Linked DNA regions of Mus musculus: region 1 is linked to region 2. The links are chromatin contacts, found by Hi-C or POLR2A ChIA-PET in ENCODE. All regions are on one chromosome and are shown on one strand. Each heading gives the region's core, a stretch centred on a gene start or an enhancer-like site at or near the end of the contact. The rest is flanking DNA. Distances are from core to core; before and after follow the strand shown.

Region 1 (6,993 bases), core at 2,648-5,147, 48 kb before region 2:
TGGCTCAGTAGTTAAGAGCAGTGGCTGCTCTCTTGAGGCCCCAGGTTGGATTCTCAGCACCAGCACCTACATGGTGGCTCAAAACCCTGGAACTCCAGTCCCAGGACTGCCCACCCTCTCTGACCTCCACTGTAAGCATATGGAACAAGCACAGACCTACATGAAGGCAATATACTCCTACACATAAGATGGCATTTCGTGGCATCATTTAAATGCGTTTTCAAAAGGACAAAACTACAGTGACGCCATGGCAGGTCAATGGACGCAGGTGGGAGCTGCAAGAGGGTGGAAAGGAGCGCTGCAGGGTGATATTAGTGTTCTAGAACAGGACCTGGGTGAGGCCTCACAACCGTCTATGTTACCATAGCTCATCAAGCCATAGCTGCGATACGTAAACTACCGATTTTACCGGGCATTACTTATGCAACAATAAAAGCAAGCTGCACAGTCACTCACCATTGTAGCCTTCCAGAACAGAATCAATAATTGGTCTTGCAGTTAAGTTATACACATCAAGTTGTTTACTTTCTGGTCCAAAAACAGTATCGAAAGTAAATGTCTTTGGAGGTTCGTTGGAGGAATCGGTCTTATGGACGGTGATAGTTCCCCTCATTTCATCCACGCTGACGGCCTGTCTATAGCACATTGACTTCTCTCTCTCATTGAGAGGCCGGCACCTAACCACCACCTTCACATTATCGCAGCTTTCCGGCTTCTCCGACTTATTGATCTGGTGGAGACAGTGTTTACAAAGAGTGAGAAGAACATTCCTTTTGCTCTAAATATAGTTAGAAAAGTCTACTTTTCCACCTCAGCATCCCGGATGTGCTAAGACTTTACAAGCCTTCGATAAATGCAATTAAAGATCTCTACATATACAGAAAGGGTTTATAGGTATACAAATGGAGACTGTTTCTTTTGCAGTACAAAAGAGGGAAGAGAAAAACTCTAATTTACATCTGAAGCAAATGCTTCAAGTGGAGAAAATGAACTAGTTAGTATACAGGCATTAGCTCAACAGTCCACACAGCTGAAGTTCCTGCCTGAAAAAACAAACAAACAAACAAAAACAAACAAACAAACAAACAAACACGCGTGAAGTGGTTGACAAGCTTTATTAAGAATCTGAGGTCGGACTGGAGCGATGGCTCAGTGGCTAAGAGCACTGGCTGTTCTTCCAGAGGTCCTGAATTCAATTCCCAGCAAGCACATGGTGGCTCACAACCGTCTGTCATGGGATCCGATGCCCTCAGAAGATAGCTACAGTGTACTCATATAAATAAAATAAATAAATCTTTTAAAAAAAAAATCTATGAGGTGAAGCTGTGGTACATACCTTTGATACCAGAACTCCTGAACTCCTGGAGGCAGAGGCAGATGGATCTCTGTGAGTTTGTGACCAGCCTATATAATATAGTGAGACCTTGTCTCTTGCTCTCCCATGACATCTAATTTCATTTCCTAGAATGCATCTGTAAGATTTTTACCATGTGATACCTCCATATACGGCTTTCCTCTCCACCCAAGACAAGTTAAGGACGGAGAAGGCCAATGACATACAGAGAAAAATGTCTTATGAACGTTTATATGAAGTTTTGATTGTCAAAATTTTACATGACAAAGATCCTAGGACTGCCATGAATATGTTTCTCTCCAGTTTGGCCTTCATCACCCTAGGCTAGGTAGCATCACCTGGGCCTTCGTTCGTCGACTACCTACATTCGCTCCTGAATCTAATTAAACCACCCTTCCGTCTGCCCTCTTACACGATGGTGTAAACACAAATCAAATCACATTATTCCCCATGTAAAAATCTCCCCAGATGACAAGCCAAAAATGTTTAGGAGGTACAGAAAAGCCTCTAGGCTTTACCAAATACTCTTCCTCCTCTCAGAGTTTCGTGATCTCCTCTTCCCTGCGGACTTTCCTCGAGTCCTTCGGTCTAGAACATTCCTCATGCCCTTCTTCACTTAGGTGACATCTACTTATCCTTCAGTTTTCAGCTCAGCAGTTCCCATGGGAACACTTCTCTGACTAGGTCAAATGCTTTTTCTATTTAGTAGACTCTGAGAGAGAGCTTTTAAAGAATACATTTTGACTCTGGGTTGCTCCTTGACTGATGTCTGTCATGGTATATTCATCTGAGATTCAAACAAGGAATCAAGGGTCTGAATTCAACCCATAAAATCCTTTTATTTGCCTCAAAGTATTTTTGTTTTGTTCTGATACTGGGTCCCATGAAGCACGGGGCAGCCTAGAATTCTTTATGAAGCCAAGGATAGCTTTGAACTTGAGACAGGATTTCTATGTGTAGCCTTGGCTCTCCTGGAACTTACTCCATAGACCAGGCTGGCCTTGAACTCACAGAGATCCGTCAGCCTCTGCCTCCCAAGTGCTGGGTTTAAAGGTGCCACCACTGCCCGACCAGCCTTAAACTCTAAATCCTCCTCCCTCAACCTTTCAAAGTGTTGGCCAGCTGGCTCAAAGCATTTTTAAGTATTTTAGTCATCTGCTAAAACTGAGAAACTTCACAAATATAGCAATTTAAGTCTTTTGAAAACAAAAGTAGATCTGTTATCTGTAGGCCAGCATTCCTTTATGGAAACCTTTTCCAATTCACCAGATCCAATTTCTGCCATATGCAGATTACTCACTTCATTTATTAAGGCTGTCTTTTCTCTGTTAAATGTATATGGTTTTCACCTCTTCTCCAAAGTCAAAACTTTGGTAATGAGGCTGGAGAGATGGGCCAGTGGTTAAGAGCACTTACAGAGGACCTTACAGAGGACCTGGGCTGAGTTTCCAGCACCCACATGGCAGCTTACTACTGCTTTTAACTTCAGTTCCAAATAATTCCATGCACTCTTCTTCCTTCCCCTGGCACGTGGTGCACATACATACATACATGCAAACACTCATACACATAAAATAAAAATTGAATTAAAAACACCTAGCACAACCTTACCGCCTGCATAGTTAACATATATACGGCTAGTGCGCAATCTTTGTTGAATATTCATTATTCAATAAAGCAATAAATATAAACAAACACTGAGCATTTTGTGCTAAATGTCAAGCCCTGTCCTTCAAGTGTCCTGTGCATTAATTTATTTTGCCTTGATAAAAACCCCAAGAAGGAAAGTTTAAATGTGTAGGAACTAAGGGCCCAGACGCTGTAAATAACCATCGAAGGCCCCATAACCAATATATAATCTACCATGGCTCAAGTCTTCTCCAATGGGACTTACAACCACCCCCTTATTATGGCACGATAACAATCCGTGAAATCCTAGGAGGTAACCAAATCGCCACCGCATACTCGCACAAAGACACCTACAGGTTACATTCTGCACCATAAGCTAAGGTGCCCGCTCGGAATGACAGCTTATACCCAGGGAAGTAGGGGGCCAGAGCGTAGACTCTGGGGTTCCGAGCATCCGCAAGACCATGGTGGCCACGCGCAGCCACCAAGCCTCCACTGTCCGCGCGGTGCTTTTCTGTCTGGCAGAGCAGGCCTGGCGAGATGCAACGCGTTCCGGGGCAACTGGGCGGGTCCCGAGCGGCCCCCGATGCGTCCGGACCCCAGCCCCGCCGCCCCACCGCCCTTCTCCTCCAAGGCCTCCCGGCCTGGCCACCCTGCCCCGCCCGCCGCGCGCTTCTATGGCAACGGCCGCGCCCCCGAGCAGGGCCGACACGATGAGCCGAAGCCCCCGTGGCCGACTGTCCATCCTCACCGGCATGGTGGCCGCGTCCGGTGCTCCGCCAACGTCCCCACTCCGGATGCAGCCCAACAACACCGGGTTTGGGGGCGAGGCTGGCCACAGGCGACCGCAACACCTTAGCGCTCCAGAGACTGCGGCTCACACAGCTACAGAGGGCAGTGCGCAGGCGCACTCTGAGCTCGCCCCGCCCAATCTCGGGTGTCCTGGGCTCTTGAAGTACGCATGCGCAAGGCCTTTCCGCGTCCATCTCCATGGACGCTAGACTGGGGCAACGCCTGCGGGGTGCTGCCATCGCTCTGCTCTGTAAAGCTGGTTCATGTTGAGGCCACCAGGACATCTGACCCGCTCAGACTGCCAGGAGCTTCCGGCGCTGGCAGTGTCCCAAATATTGAAAACAACAGTGGACAATAGCGTACCAGATTCTGATGACTCCTTATTTTATGAGGAATATCAGGGGTTGGGTTCTGTTTATCTCTACTATCTGTCTGCACCAAAAGTTTGAATGAACAGGACCCTGATCCAGCCATATGAGGAGAGAGCGGAGACCAAGGAGACCAACAGGCCAGGAAGGTAAAGGGGGAAAAAAAGTGAAAATGACCAGCAGAGTCAAAATGGATGGATTATATAGGGAAGGACCCCAGAAGGGCAGCTCAGCACCTGGGCCGGAAGGTTCACGGGGTGGACTATGCCAGCCAACCCTGTAACAGGTAGGGACTGAGGGATGCTGGGAGCATCCAGGTCTGCTTTAATATGTGAAAAAGGCACCTCAACCATTTGTTGGGAGTTTGAGACCTAACTCAAAGGAGAAGCTCCGTCTAAATAGCCATTTGCCCAACAGAACTGCTTAGGGTTTCTCAGTTATGGGAGAGTTTGTTTTGTTTTTGGTTTGTCTTGGGGGGGGGGGTTTCTCACTGGATAGACCAGGATGACCTTGAGCTCACAGAGATCTTTTGACTCACGAGTGCTGGCATTAAAGGCATCTTCATCACACCCGGAAGTTATAGGAGAGTTTAAGTTGCAAGTAATTATAAAGTGTGTTCTGTGTTAACATTCAAAATGTTCATCTTGGGTCTGAAGAACTGGCTCAGCAGTTAAGAATGCATACTGATCTTGCAAAGGGCTGGAGTTAGGGTCCCAGCACTCAGGTCAGGCATTCACAACTGCAGCTCTAGGGGAATCCCATGCCCTCTTTTGGTCTCTGTGGGAACTGTACTCACATGCATATATCCACTCATAGAGACACACATATACTTAATTGTAAAAAAGTCTTCTTTTGCTGGGCAGTGGTGGCGCACCCCTTTAATCCCAGCACTTGGGAGGCAGAGGCAGGCGGATTTCTGAGTTTAAGGGCAGCCTGGTTGACAGAGTGAGTTCCAGGACAGCCATGGTTACACAGAGAAGCCCTGTCTCAAAAAAAAAGAAAAAAAAAGTCTTCTTTCAAAACTTCCTCTTCAATACATCACAGTTAGTCTTGACTATTAGAAACATGTTTTGTATTACTTCTCAAAGATGCTGAGTAGGAGAAGGTAAAATACCCATTTCTTATGGTCATGTAGACCACCATTGCACAGCTGTTGCTAATAAATGACAACCCCCTATCCTTTCATTACAGTTTTATACTTATTTATGTAAGTGTATGGTCCAATACGCATATGCCACAGCTCATATGTGTGGAGGTCAGAGAACACCTTTCAGGAGTTGGTCTCCTCTTCTTCTTTCCCTGTGTGACCTCACTGATGGAGCTGAGGTAGTCAGACTTAGTGGCAAGCACATCTACCCACTGAGCAATCTTGCTGGCCACTAAAGTTTTTGGTTTTTTTTTTTTTAAGATGTCTCTATTCTAAATGAGTCTTGAAGTGGAAAGTTCTGGTTTCCTTGGAAAGTTATGCCAAGCAATGTTTTGCTGGGGCACAAAGGTGAAAGGATGTCTTGCTAAAGCAAACACGTGAAAGACTGTTTTCCTGAAGCAGACACAGGTGAAAGGGTGTTTGGATAGAGCAAACTCATGAAAGGACCTGTGATGAAGGAGTAGAAACATGACCCCGCTGACAGTGGGAGACGAGCACAGAGCACTGGTTTGATTTGCTCCACCTCAATATTCTTCTCTAACAACATTCATGTATTGGTTCGCCTTACATTGAGCTCAACTCTGATACTGAGAGAAACTCAACAAAGAAACTGCTCATAAGGTTCCTATGGTAGCTTGCTGCGTCTAAGGCCTCTCCTCAGGCCGGTTGACAAGCCTGGCAACTTCTCCAGGATTGAACTACAGTTGCTGGTTCGTGATTGGTGTCTGCCTGCCAAGAGGACTGGAATGTAGTTGTTGGTTCATGGTTGGTGTCTGCCTGCCTAGAGGACTGGTCTGAAGCTGCTGAGTTGTATTTGGTATTTGCTATGGGACTGATCTGCTGACCAAGAAGATCAAGCTCACCTCCAAAGAACTATCGTTGAACAGGTCCACTTCCCTCCATCCTAATAACGTGTCTCTTCCACTCCCTCTGCTGAGTGGTAGGCTAGAGGAGAGGTTGAACCCTTCTTAAAAGTAGGTTGCAAAAAATTTATGCTACAGAATTCATGTTCCTAGTTATGCCTATTTTACCTTGTAAGATCCTGCATTTGAATGTATGTTACATTACATCATACTATACTACACAGAGCTATATAGGCCACCACGAGCCTCTTGAGGCTAGACACTTTAAGATGGTTTTTCCTCTTTGTGTTACTTCTCTGAGATAGTATTTGAATGTTTGCTGAAAGACTGAAATGAATCCGTTTCGAGTATATTGCTTTATGTTCAAATGCCTTCCACTGATGTAAAGGTTTTTGGTTGTGTAAAAAAATCAAATTATTAATACTATACAAAAGTTAACATAAAAGAAAAATGGCCATCATACATCGGATCCAGAAGCATGGGGAGCAGGCCTTCCAGAATGACTGCGCTTGTAAGTTTATTTCCTGTACCACCAGCAAAAACAGAGCTACTTTGGAGTAAGTCCAGAGTCTCACCTGTCTCACCACAGCCTAGTGCAGAACCTGGCCCAGAAGAACCAATGATCCACCCTCCTTCCACCCAACCTCTCCCCTGAGCATCAGTCCACTAGGTTGCATAACGGATATTTTAAGTTTATTCTGTCAAAGTTTAAGTCCTGTTCCCCAGTCCTCTTGGCCTCCCTTCCTCCACACTATCCCTGTCACATATACACAGAAAGGCTCCATCTAGGCTTCCTCCTCTCAACTAGAAACAGAATTCTGACAATTGCTCTGCTCAAAC
Region 2 (6,711 bases), core at 3,938-6,437:
GGGGGGGCGGGGGGAGTGTGGATTCCAAAATCTCCCTGCTTTGTTTACCACCTCAGGCTGGATGATGTTGCTGGCAGGTTCCAGAGGGGTGCCCTTGCACCAACATGGCCAGAGGCAGCTACAGAGGCACAGCTATGCATCTCTGCTATCCATTCACCCCAACAGCAGGCAAAGGGTTGTCTTTGTCCCTCAGGAGAATGCTGGGTCTGTCCCACAGTCCCCCCAAAAGCCCAGGTTTCCAGTGGCCCACACCCAGAGGATCCCTCTGGGAACAGTCAGAGATCATGATCAGAGATGAACACCCCCTCTGACTCTGTCCCTCTAACTTGGTTCATAAAGCCTACTATGTACCCGGAAGCTCCTCATCCTAGGAATGAATATCCAATTCAAGGCAAGCAAAAAAGACAACTGCAGTTGATGTGTTAGAATCGTGGCTGAACATAGCACACCAGGCCAAAACAGTTCCACGTGTAAGAGGTTTATTGGAGTGGGGGGGCAAGGTGGCAGCCGAAAGAGAAGTGGGGAAGAGAAAAAGAGATGAGGGGGGCTTTCTTTATATATATGGGTAATGATGTAACCCAGGTAAAGGTGGAGGTGAGCCAAGTAGATTCTGGGAATATGGTGGCTGTTGCCTTGGCAACGGGTCTGCGGGTCTCGCCTAAGTGATGTCACGGATTTCTGAGGTCCTGATGCCAACAGTATTACTGCCCAGAAACTCCCGACCCTGTCCTCTGCTGCCTCCTCCCAGCTAGGCTTCCCCACATGCGCCCTGAGGATGAACACAATGCCTATGGAAGCTAATAGAGCAACCCACTCTTCAAGCAGATGTGTCCCATTCCCCCACCCCACCCCCGTCCCCCATCCCCCCCAACCAGCTCCACATCTGGTTATACACAAAGCTAGAGCATTATAAGATGGGGGTGGGGAGGGTCCCAAAACCCTAAAGGCAACTGGAAGCAGGAAACTGGAGAGGCCCTGAGAGACACCTGGAGGCCAGCTGCTCCTTGCTTCTTTGCTCTGGGGCATGGCCGCAAGGAAGCTGGGCTTCAGTTACAAATATGTCCGGGAGTTACTGTCCCAAACACAGACCACTCCCAATTTCATCCTAGGGCTCGAAAGTCTATCACCTCAAGGGGCACTCAGGTGGAAGCTAGTCTTTGGGCATTGGGCCCATGGTTGAATGACCAGCAACCAAACTCTGCTTCCTCACCAAATCTCAGCCTGCTGACAGCAAAAAGACGATGGACCACAAAACATCCACTGCCCACCCAAAGCTTTTGGACAAGCCCCGAGTTCTCCTCCTCTGCTTATCCTCCTTGACTCTGTGGCCAGTCTCTTGCCATCGTCTTTCTTCCTGTCCCAAACAGTCCACGGTTGGATGCTGCCTTGGGTCATCAACCCCTCACCAGACTCACAGCTCTGATCCATTCCATAAGGTTCCAGTAAGGTTGGTTCATAGTTTGTTAGGTAGGGAAGGGAGGAAGAAAAGGCAACCCTAGCTCCTGGAGAAAGGTGTGGAGCCGTGGCTTTGCCTGTGGCATTCACGTGTGACCCTGCAATGCTCGGCACTGGGGGCTTCACAGGCACCTTTTTCTCAGCTATCTTTTCTGCCCAGAAAGTCTCGCCGAGGTCATTTTCACAGGATAGGGAGAGCCCAGGGAACAGGGCCCTTGAGCCACACTGGGGTGAGAAGCCTGCTTCCCACACCTAGCTTCAGGACAAAATAGGCTCTCCTTGGATAGCATGCTTTTTGGGGAAGTGTCAAGATTACAGGGTGACAACGGATGTAACAGATGGTGCTGAGGATAAAGCGGAGATGGGGGCGAGGGAGCGACTGGCTGGGAAGAAAGCCAAGGATGAGGCTGCTTCACGTTTCTCCCCTCTCCCCCGCACATCCTCACTTTGCCCGGAACCTACAGGGTCCCTCACCTAGGAGTCTGAACCTTGTCCCATTAGATGCAGACAGGAGTCACAGGAGCTGGTCAGGGTTGGAGGAGAGTGATTCTCAGAGTCAGAGTCTAAGAAGAGAGGGACCCCAAAAGTGTGCCAGGAGTCTGATGACCCAAGGAAGACAAGAGATGACAGAACCTGCTGAGGGTTGCTCCTGCAGACATATACAACAGCCATCAACCTAAGCCTCTGAGCTGACCTAAGGCTGAGCAGGACCCAGTCAGAGATGTGGGGCCAGCAAGATGGCATCAGCTGTCAAACCTGAAAGCCAAAATTCCATTTCCAGGACCCATATGATGAAAGACTTGAAAGTTGACCTTTGACCTCCACACACATACCATCACACAAGCACACCCACATACATACATAGTCACATACACACAACAAATAAATAAAATATAATATAGGCCTATGGTGTATCCACCATGCTGATAAGGGTAAGTCAAAATACCAACACACAGGCATGGTTGTGCACACTTTTAATCCCAGCACTTGGGAGACAGAGGCAGGTGGATCTCTGTGAGTTCAATGTCAGCCTTGTCTACATAGTGGGTTCCAGGACAGCCAGGACTATGCAGAGCGACCCCGACTCACCTCCATCTCAAAGTACGTTGCTGAGTGAGTTCATTTTAAATTCTAGGCAGCTTGGGTGGTTGAACCCTGGGCTTTCTACACAAGTTAAGTAAGCTCTCCACCCCAAACTACAGCCCAAACCTTTCTGTGTGCTCTTGTAGACTCCAGTCTAAGACAGTTTGCAGGTTATCTGAAGCCCACTTTTGCACAAGCCAGAGGGGCAGTCGACACCTGCCAATTGTGCCGCCAAACCTTGCAGCTGGCAAAATATCCAGCGTGTCTCCAATAAGCCCAAAACTACAGTTAACTGTAAAAAAAAAAAAAAAAAAAAAAAAACACCTCTGTAAGGAATCAGCAAGGCTTAGCACATGATAAGAGAGGAAATTATCTTTCCAGGATGATAAGGAAGGGACGAAAGAGACCAGACTTCTAAATTCCAGCCAAACTCCACCCGACATCTCCACCCAAATTCAGTTCCATCTGAGTCCTCCCAGGAGGCTGACAGCCCAGAGCGCAGAGGGCGGGGAAGGCGTCCATCCCTCTGGCACAACCATCAAGGCCCCAAGATTCCAGCCGTAGCTGAACTTGAGTCCCCGCTCTGTGCTTTGGCTCAGTATGGGGATAATAATGAAGACTTCCCACAGAAGCGATCCATAAGCAAACAGAGGCAAGGTCTTCCCAAGCCCCAGCTGTACAATGTGGACGCTCAGCTGGCCCCCTGATGATACCTCTGGCGACGGTGCGACCAAGGCAAACACATTTTCTGCAGCCATCTCATACCCAGCTGGGTATTTACTGAGTCCTTATCATGTCCTGACACTATCCACACAACTCTATGAGGCAGATACGCTTTTCTCTTACTCTGTAGATGAGAACACGGAGGGTTAAACAGCTTGCAAGAGGTCCCATGACCAACAAGTGGTATCTCTAGGAATCCTCTCGGGCCACTGATGCTGGCTGCTTTACACATACTCTCATCCGGCAAGATCAACTGCTAGACAAACCTCTGACCTCAATACAGAACAGACACACCTTCTGGTCGGCTAAGCACAGAAAACACAGCGTCAGACAGGCACACACACACACACACACACACACACACACACACACACCCCTTTTGGTCTCCATCCACTAGGCAGGTTTATAAGGACTCAGCTGTTTTCCTGCAGTACATAAATTCCATTTTACGTACTGCATTTCACGCCGCGGGAGTGAAGTGGACCTTGGTTTGGCCCAGCCTCTGCATCTGTTACCCATGAAGTCAAACTTACTTAACAGACACACAGCCCCCTCCCCAAGGGGCACAGAACACACCAGTCTACACATTATGAAAGCTCCTGCTTTGTTATGCATATTCGCAAAGACCAACAAATGTATTTTCAGATTAAAGAAGAAATTTGCATATATAAATTCAGATGACAGTATTTATAGCAAAATTACATAAGTCCTGGCTCCCTTATTTAGCCCCAGAACCAATTCGTTATCGGTCACACATTCAGAATTCTCCCTCCCTCCAACAGCCCTGGGCCCTCCTCCACCTCCTCCCTCTCTTCCCCTCCTCCCCTTCCAGTCGACCAGGGCCTCACATGCTGGCAAGAGGACACAGCTTCCTTCACCGTCACAGCCTAGCCTCCCAGACACACCCAAATCCAGCCTTAGACACCAAGAGTGCAGACAACCCCCAAAAGGCCTCCCTCCGCATGCTATAGCCTGGCTCAAGTCCACAGACACCCCCCTTAGGACCACCAAGGGGCGTCAGCCTAGAGAGAGGCAGGTCCAGACTGGGGCCCAAACAAACACTCAATGGTTTGGATCTGGAATCACTTCAGCTCCTGGGAATGGCTGCCGCAGAGCCAGAGCCAACCACTGAGGCCCTGGACCTGTCTGGAGTCGCACCCAGGATCCAGGTTCCCGGGAGGGCAGTGGAGGAGATGAGCAGCGAGCCTGGGTTCTTCCAACCCAAAGTCTGCAACTCCCCTGAGCTCTTTCTGGAATGTGTGTGTGTGCTGGGGGGTAGAAAAATCCCTGGATCCCTGGGGCTCCATCCTCACTCTTTGCACCCAGATAACAGCACCTGCGCGGCAAAGGCAAGTACCCAGAGGTGCAGGAACACCCTGGGAGAGAAGAGTCGGGGGCGTCCGGGATCCTCCCCTCTGGACACGAGTCTTGTCTTCACACCTGCCCCGATCAGCCCAGATCTTGGCTTCTTCCCGCGAAAGAGCTCACATCGCGCGAAGCCCAACACTCTGAGACACCCTCCCGGGGTTAGCTCCCGGGTCCCGGGGTTCGAGGCCCCGCCGCGCGGTGCTGACAGCCCGCCTCGCGCCCCCTCCCGTGCCCCTGCGCGCCACAGGCCTCACCGAGACGCGTTCCAAGTCGGTGGCCGCCATGGCGAGCTGCGCACCGGGCGGGCGGGTTGCGGGGAACGCCGGGGCCGCGGCGGGGATGAGCCGGCTGCGGGACGCGCTCCGCCCGGGCGGCTGCGGCTGAATGGATCCAATATGGCCACTTCCTGGAAACTCCCCTTGGCGGCGGCGGCGGCGGGAGAAGCCGCGGAGCCGGCCCCGCCCCCGCCCGCGGGACCGGCCTCCCTACCCGGCTCGGCCCCAGCACAGCGCACTCCCCGCGGCTGGGACCGACGGGGGTCTCCGCGGCTTGGCAGGAGGTACTAGCTGCGGGTGCTGCTGGGACTTGTAGTCTGTGAGGTGGGGGGCCCGGACTGCCACGTCTGGGGGACCCGGGCCTCTCCGAGGCCTGCTGAGTGTCCCTTGGAAGCCAGATTAGTGCATAGCACAGAGGGGTGCTACGTGTGCCCTGGGAGTTCTGCCTCCAAGCTGACTGTCTCTACAGGAACCTGCAAACGCACTGGGACCACCGATCGGATGGTTCATGCGCTGCAGGTCCGAGAGAGATCCCTCAGCCTCTTCTGCCTGTGCCATAGGTCCCACCTGATGCTCTAAGCTGGAGCTAGGGCGGGAGCCCTGGGCTGGACCGGTGCATCCTGCCAGGCAGCCTTTGGCTCCTTGCGCAATGATGAACCGGAGAAAGATGCAGTTTGGGAAGCGGACTCGACATCTATGCGCAGCATACTGCTAGTGATCCTCACCCTGCTTGTCCCACGAGTTTGGAGTTATGGCATTATGCAGAGAGGAACTTGGTTCTCACAGTACGCACATCTTCGCCAACCATACCACTCAAAAAAAAACCTACACAAACGTCTCAAGAGGCTCCGTAAACTTTTTCAGTGACTACAAGATCTAGCTCGCCCCGTCTTCTTTTCCCTGCCTTTCCCTAAGGTCTCCCTGATAGTAAGGCAAACTTTGCCTCTGTCCCTCCACTACCCACGAATGTGCATCCCACCCCCAATATCTTCTTGAGAAACAACCCTGTCCTCCCCTCAGTGGAAACGTATGCCTGCTGGAGGTATCTGGAGACCACATCTGGACTTGGCACACCCCGTGCTGTGGAACACTTCCTGTCCCCTCCATAGAGTCAGTCTCTCTCTCTCTCTCTCTCTCTCTCTCTCTCTCTCTCTCTCTCTCTGAAGAGAGAAGAAGCTTTTCCCTTCTTTCTTTACAAACCATGTCTTGTCTCCAAGGTACCCAGCTGAAGTATCTTGGAGTTCTTAACAGTGTTTTTATTTTGTTGGATGCTCCACCGTGCTGTTGTTCCTTGTACGTTCTCTGACAAGAAATGTGGCCCCGTGCAGCTCAGTTTGGTAGAGTGCTTGCTCGCTAGCGTGCAGGAAGCCCTGAGTTCTGTCCCCAGCACTGCATAAGCCAGATGTGAGGGGCACATTTATAATCCTAGTATTTGGAAGTTAGAGGCAGGACAGTTCAGAGTTCTAGTCATCCTCCATTATAAAACAAAATGGAGGCCAGTCTGGTGACCCCCCCCCAAAGAAAGAAACAAGACACCCCCCAAACAAACAAGCAAACAAACACCTGGGGTCACAGCACAGTGGTTAGAGTGGGGAGGTGGATTAGTGATGAACTTTCCTGTTTGAATCACATCCCACACCCAGCTTCTTAACCTTACTATGAAAGCTACTCTTCTGATGGCGTGTATCCATGAGCCAGCAAGGTGGCTCAGCGGGTAAAGTTGCTTGCCACCCAATCTGATGGCCTGAGTTCAATCCCTGGGATCTACACAATGGAGAGAACTGGGTCCCTCAAGTCTCTGAAAATG

What was found. A loop is a pair of places that touch in the nucleus more often than their neighbours do. ChIA-PET counts read pairs that join two places held with the same protein, here RNA polymerase II (POLR2A).
Region 1: a map of heart shows a loop between it and region 2 (2.2-fold over the local background). The contact joins the promoter of Kif3a here to the promoter of Septin8 in region 2. A Hi-C loop is called at or near these places in 4 of 37 maps with a recorded cell type or tissue (CH12.LX, heart and left cerebral cortex). POLR2A ChIA-PET finds 5 or more read pairs at or near these places in 1 of 5 experiments (Patski).

What each region holds. Positions count from the first base shown.
Region 1 is chr11:53,564,273-53,571,265 of GRCm38, reverse strand. Kif3a (kinesin family member 3A) reads right to left here and starts at 3,897. Exons shown (of 18, transcript NM_008443.4): 1 at 3,735-3,897; 2 at 457-730. The coding sequence starts at 3,740. A430108G06Rik (RIKEN cDNA A430108G06 gene) reads left to right here and starts at 3,953. Exons shown (of 2, transcript NR_168001.1): 1 at 3,953-4,429; 2 at 5,552-6,612.
Region 2 is chr11:53,518,212-53,524,922 of GRCm38, reverse strand. It overlaps Septin8 (septin 8), which reads right to left and starts at 5,187. Exons shown (of 10, transcript NM_001347496.1): 1 at 4,884-5,187. The coding sequence starts at 4,913.